Regions from separate parts of the Homo sapiens genome. Here region 1 is linked to region 2. A link is a contact called in ENCODE Hi-C or POLR2A ChIA-PET data. All regions are on one chromosome and are shown on one strand. The core of a region is the stretch at or near the end of the contact, and the rest is flanking DNA. Distances in the headings are between cores, read along the strand shown. Region 1 holds the start of TM4SF4 (transmembrane 4 L six family member 4). Region 2 has its middle 16 kb from the start of GYG1.

Region 1 (3,224 bases), core at 283-2,782, 500 kb before region 2:
GGAATGCTGCAGCTTCATCTCTGCCTTCCAGGCTTGCATTCTGTATATGGGACCCCTCTGAATCTCCAGTTCTGACATCCCTGTCGGTTTGTAAAATCTAATACAATATTCATACCCTATAAGTATGAGGGCTATGGTATTTTGGAAAATTATTATTATTTCACACTGGCAGGAAAAATCACAGTTTTATCCCTTCACCAGCTGCTCCCAGAGTCCTGGCTGGAGCTGATAACTTGTCTCCATCCCCATGCTGCCCAGCACAAAAGCACAGAGCACCCTGGAGTAATTCTAGTAGCTGCCCCCCATGGTAACTCACCGCAAATCGCTTCCCACAGCCCTCGTTGCCGCAGCACCCACAGCAGTCATTGTTCTTCAGGCCCAAGAACACCAGCGCAGGGAAGATCATCTACCAGGAGAAGAGGCACCTCAGAGAGAGTCCAGGAGTTGAAGGGAGGGCCCGAGCCTGCCTGACTGTATAAGGAGCCCCATCCACAATGAGGGATTTGGAGGCCCAAAGGGAATGGCAAAGTAACAGAGCATGGCTGGAGGGGTAATGGAGTGTTATGGAGTACTTAGATTCCATTTGGGCTGACTAACCAGCTTCAATGAGGCAAGATTTCAAAATCTGAGTTTCCATTTAGATGGTGTGTTAGAAAAAAGAATAACAAACTTTTCCTCAATTGTCATGAAGAGTGAGTCTCTCTCCCTTTCACTCTCTCAAACGGAGGTTCCCAATTCTATTGGAAACCAGAGGTAAAGAAATCATTAGGTCCTAAGTGGAAGACGACCACACTGACAACAGCTTCTCATGGTGGTTTTAAGTCAATTTGCTTTTCTAGTGGGTTTGCATCGTGGGTTTGTTGTTGTTATTGTTTTGGGCACTATCTTGTTGGAATCAAGAAACTATGCGACCTTCACTTCGGTTCATGGGACTCAAATGACCCATGAGAACTGTCAGCCCAAGCTTAGAGATTAATTACTTAGTAAATTTAGCTGACGTGTCCTTGTCAGATCCTAACAGAAACGAGAAAAAAATTAAGGCATTGACCTCTCACCATGCAATGCTTGAGCTTCTATTACCAACTAAATATCTCCCTGTTCAATAAGTACCTGATTTAAAAAGGATTGTGGGGAAGGGAAAATCTCCCTTAGGGGGATTTTAAGCTTCCCTACTCACCAAGACACCGCTTCCTAATATTCCTCCGAAAAACCAGATCTCTTGGGAAAGGTGGTCGTTGTCATCTATCACTTTTCCTCCAGGAAAAAATAACAGGATGTTAGCCAGGAAGCCAAAAAAAGCAAGGGGAATGAGGGTCCCCCCCAGGCATCTGGCACAGCCCCCAGTGCACATTCTGGGGTGGTACGACACAGGTCAGCAATCAAAAGCTCCTCACTGCCTCCTTCACGGGGCCTCTTCAAGGGTTTTTGGCCAGAGAGTCCTTGTAATTGTCTCCAATTCAATCAGTATTTTGGGGCTGAGAACCAAATTTCTGTGAACTGTGTCCTTGGAGTTGCTTCAGCTTCTCAAAAATAGCAGAACCTCGATGGCAATGGACATTTATACATTCTCCCTGACCTGAAGTGCTTTGTTTTTTGCACCCCCATAAATGAGATTACGTTCAGAGCAATCATTCAATCGTTTTGCCATGGAGACCAATAACCTCTGTTAATAATCCACCAGCACAGACAAGACACTCACATTGTTGCAATCGAAGACAGGGCTGGAACAAACAGCATTTAGAACCACTGCACCTTTAATCTGACAGTGCCCATGCCCAAATAAAGAAATATTTTCTCCAGACTCTTTATAAATCACTAATATAATTGAGTTACATCCTGGTTAAAATCATGTCTCCCAAGTACTTAATGGTGTACAGTGCGTGTCTTTGTCTTTTCCACTGAAAGCCTGGAATTCAGGGTTATCCAAAAGAGCTTCTGTTTTCCTCAATATCAAAATAATTTGATGGTCTAGTTGTGTATCATTGAGCTCAGACTTAAAAGAATTGTTTAAGGCAAAAAGCTACTGTTCATTTTATTGTCTGATTGCTGTGTTTCTCTACTTGTTACGCAATTAAGTAATTAAGTTCTATCTTTTCCCTACACGATGTGATGGAATTAGCAAAAACAGTTTTCCTAATCAACTTTCTCAGCTATGTCTTCCATATAGGAATAAAGAAACCATCATCCACTAAGGCTAAGGGGAAAGGAAGGTCAGCATTGGTAGAGAGGGAGAGAAAAGGTCCTGATGAGTTGACTGGGGAGAAGACACAGTTGGAAGAGCAGTTATAGAGTGCAGGAGGCAGTAAAACACACCCCTATTAGAAAGTTTGCCAACTGCCAGGGGCATGATTCATTCATTTGCTTTGTGTCACTTAAGAAGTTCTCTGCCACGCCTGGACCAAGCTCTACATTATGCGATGGCCCTGCCTGGTACTGGTATTACATAACAGCTGAAGGATTAAGAGGTGGAACTGGAAGTCTTACTAGTTCTTCATTGAGAATCTAGAGGTTAAAATAGGTCGAATATTTTAGGGAGTCAAATTTTAGCTAAATAAAAAGCAAGTGACATTATTACCATGGTAAGACCTGTCCTACCGTGGAATAGGCCACCTGCTCACAAGGAAGCCATGGACTGGGCTTTGCCAAGGCTCAGAGGCCCTTGGAAAGGGAAGCTGTGGGAAGGATTCCAGAAAAGTCAGACTGGAAAAATGTTGAGGCTCCTTCTAAAATTTCTAAGAAATGAGTACTGGTTGCTTTATAAAGATACTTAGAAATCTCAGGGTCAGGATGAGAAAGAAAGCAGAAAAACAGCAAATGTTTATTGAGCCATGCATAATACTCCAAGCACGAATGAGCACCTTAAATGTTCTTCACCCTTCTGTGAAGAAGGTGTCATGCCCCCTTCACAAGTGGGGATGCTTCTGCTCAAAGTGATTTTTGCAAGCTCATCTCAGCATAAGAAGAAGAGCTAAGATTTTATTTTTTATTTATACATACTATTTTACACATTTATGGGGTACGTGTGATATTTTACATGTGTAGAATATGTAGTGATTAAGCCAGGGTATTTGGGGGTATCCATCACTGAATATTGATCATTTCTATGTGCTGGGAACAATTTAAGTCCTCTCTTCTAGCTACTTTGCAATCTATAATACATTATCACTAACCATGGTCACTTTACTGTAATGTCAAACAACAGAGGTTATCCCTTTGGCTAACTG
Region 2 (3,169 bases), core at 516-3,015:
ACCAGCCTTTTTTCATAATTGCCAAAACTTGGAAGTAACTGAGATGTCCTTCCAACTGAATGGGTGAATGGATATATCAACTGTGGTACATCTGGACTATAGAATATTATTCAGCACTAAAAAGAAATGAGCTATCAAGTCACGAGAAGACATGGAGGAAACTTAAATTCATATTACTACATGAAAGAAGCCAATCTGAAAAGGGTACATACTGGATGATTTCAACTATACGACATTCTGGAAAGGGCAAACTATGGAGACAGCAAAAAGATCAGTAATTGCTAGGGTTAGGGGGAAAGAGGAATGAATAGGCAGAACACAAAGATTTTTAGGATGATAAAACTATTCTGCATGATATTATAATGGTGAATATATGTCATGATACATGTCAAAACTCACAGAATGTACAACATCAAGAGTGAAACCTGACGTGATCTATAGACTTTGGGTGATAACGATGTGCCAATCAGTGTAGGTTCGTCAACTAAAACAAATGTACCAGTCTGGTGAGGGAAGCTGATAGTGGGAGAGGCTATGTTTAAGTGGGAACACAAGGTATAATGGGAACTATAAAGTATTATAAAGTATAATACTTTGCATTTAGCTTTGCTGTGAACCTAAAAGTGCTCCAAAAAATAAAGTTTATCAGTAAAAAAGCAAAGTATCACATAACAAGATGTATAGGACGTTGTGATTTGCATGAAAAAAGAGGGGTAAAGGGATTTTATGTGTACATTTTTCTTATGCATGAAATTATTACTTGTGAGGAGTAGGACAAGGGTGGGAGGAAGATTTTTTCACCATAGACCTTTTTATACTTATTCTTAATTGATTAAAATATTATCTATTCAAGAATTAAATAATTCAAAAGTACATCAAAATGGCCTGTCCCATCCCTTTCTTATAGTCCGTTATAAAGCCCATTTCTCTACTGAAATACTGCCCCAAATAACTCTTTTCATATTTTTTTAAAACTAAGACAATCACACAATAGTTTATCGATTTTAACCCTGAAAGTTTGGATCCAATTTTCCATCTTCTAGAAACCAATAAAAGTATAAGGAAAATGTTCTAAAACCTCCAAAGAAGAAAAATCAAATCCTAAAAGGCTATAGATTCGTATGCTAACCTCTGTCTTCCAGTTTTGTCCTTATTTAAAACTTCACCTTAAACGTCATTCATCAGTCTTGATTAATTCTCTGATTCTCTTGATTATTTAACTTTTAATCCTCCCATCCAGAAGATTCTGCAGGCAGGGAACACATCGTGCTGTCTGTATCGGGTGTGTCAGAAACAGCCAGCGCACATACAGCTGTCCTTACCAGCTGAGCAGAGTCTCTGGAAACTACTAGCAGCAAGGCCTCTGGCTCTCTGAAGTATTTTTCTCCTGACCTCAAAAAGCAGCCAAACACCTTTTCGAGACAAATGCTGTTTCTTTCCAAAATCAATTTGTCCAGGTGGTCTGTTAGATAGATTGTCAGAAGTGCTATCTTTGATAAAAGGGGGTGCTTCCGTATGTCCCAAGGATGTTAAGTACCTTTCTTATAGATATTCCCTGTGAGTTTCACATACAGTGGTCTCACAGTTTCTTGGTGAATCCAATGCTAGGCTAACATACCAGACGTTTAAATGAGTACCATTTCAGGGCCCATGGCCGGGAAGTTCTGTCTCACTCCCTGTGGTAGAACTCACTTGCTTCCAGAAAGTGCTGCCCTCGGCTGACACCAACAGAACTTGCCAAAGAGTTCACATGCTGATTTTTTGATAGGCCCAATAAGGTTAGATACTGTCACTGCTCCTAAGCTTTTGGCCAGGCCGAAAGCTAGGTAGTGCTTAACAGTGGCCAAGCTGTTTTGGCTGCAGCGCCCCGTTTGGCAATAGAATGGTGTAGTATCAAATTCTGGTGACAGCTTTCAGCTCTGTAGTATTCAAGGAAGATCCTGAGCTGCAGAAGGGGTTTTCCTGATGCAAACTGGCAGGAAAAAATCTTTGGCTCAAGGTTAGCCTATGCTATATAGAGTTAGTCTGTTCACAAGCTCTGAAACTTTTGATTGCAAATCTGTTTCTAGAATATAGATATTAACAGACCGTGATTCCTAAATACTTGCCGATGGAGATTAACATGGTGAATACTTCAGTAACTTTTTAAATCTGTTTAAACCCAAATACAAAATTATCTCGATAATTTGACAGAAAGAAACATGAAATATTTTTGGAACTGAGCATATATCTTACTATCACAAGAAACTCCAAAAGTAAAGAACTTGCCAGTTCATCAGAACCAAAAGTGAAAGCAATCAGAAGCATGTATCAAGTAACACAAAGCAGAAGTGAGGAAATATTTTACAACTCAAAGACCATATTGATCTGTGTGTAATAATAAAAAGGCACTTGTTCTCACCTTACTTTTATTTTATTTCATATTTTATTTATTTATTTTTTTGAGACTGAGTCTCCCTCTATTGCCCAGGCTGGAGTGCAGTGGCGTGATCTCAGCTCACTGCAACCTCCGCCTCCCTGGTCCAAGTGATTGTCGTGCCTCGGCCTTCCGAGTAGCTGGGATTACAGGCGCCCGCCACCACGCCTGGCTATTTTTTTAATTTTTAGTAGAGACGGAGTTTCACCATGTTGGCCAGGTGGTCTCGAACTCCTGACCTCAAGTGATCCGCCCACCTCGGCCTCCCAAAGTGCTGGGACTATCACCTTATTTTTAAAAAAATGCTCTCTCTCTCTCTCTCTGTCCCTCTCTCTCTCTCTCTCTCTCTCTCTCTCTCTCTCTCTCTCTCTCTCTCTCTATATATATATATATATATATATATATATATATATATATATAAACTTTAAATACCCCTTTAAAAGTTAAGAACAAGCACTGAGTAAATTTCCACTTCTACATTAACACCTCTTCAATTTATGAATGGCCACAACAGCACTAGCTATTCATGGTTCCAAGAATTCGGTGTTACTATAATAGCTCTGTGCACAAAATAGTGAGGCCTCAATCAATGTGTTTTCTAAAAACATGTTGCTTTATTAAGAAGTTTGTTCTCAAAAATCTTCAGTAATCATTTCAAGCAAAACTATGTGTACTTATATATTATGGAAATAACTCTGGACATGGAGTCTATTTACTGGCTCATAAAAGACATATTCACATGGAAAGTAAAGT

Evidence for each region. A loop is a pair of places that touch in the nucleus more often than their neighbours do. ChIA-PET counts read pairs that join two places held with the same protein, here RNA polymerase II (POLR2A). Pooled maps may share reads with other maps.
Region 1: a loop to region 2 is called in a pooled map, with 3 times the contacts of the local background. The contact joins the promoter of TM4SF4 here to the enhancer-like site in region 2. A Hi-C loop is called at or near these places in 2 of 168 maps with a recorded cell type or tissue (aorta and ovary), 1 of 37 single-sample maps with no recorded cell type and 7 of 50 pooled maps. POLR2A ChIA-PET finds 5 or more read pairs at or near these places in 1 of 52 experiments (activated CD4-positive, alpha-beta T cell).

Annotation. Positions count from the first base shown.
Region 1 is chr3:149,473,005-149,476,228 of GRCh38, reverse strand. TM4SF4 (transmembrane 4 L six family member 4) reads right to left here and starts at 1,532. Exons shown (of 5, transcript NM_004617.4): 1 at 1,178-1,532; 2 at 317-406. The coding sequence starts at 1,351.
Region 2 is chr3:148,974,067-148,977,235 of GRCh38, reverse strand. No RefSeq gene overlaps it. Among named protein-coding and RNA genes, the nearest start is that of GYG1, 16 kb to the left of the region's middle. Within about 2 kb of position 1,765, at least 10 of the 41 ENCODE cell types and tissues checked have a DNase peak (open chromatin) inside an H3K27ac peak, as active enhancers do; they include ovary, where a contact is called at or near this core.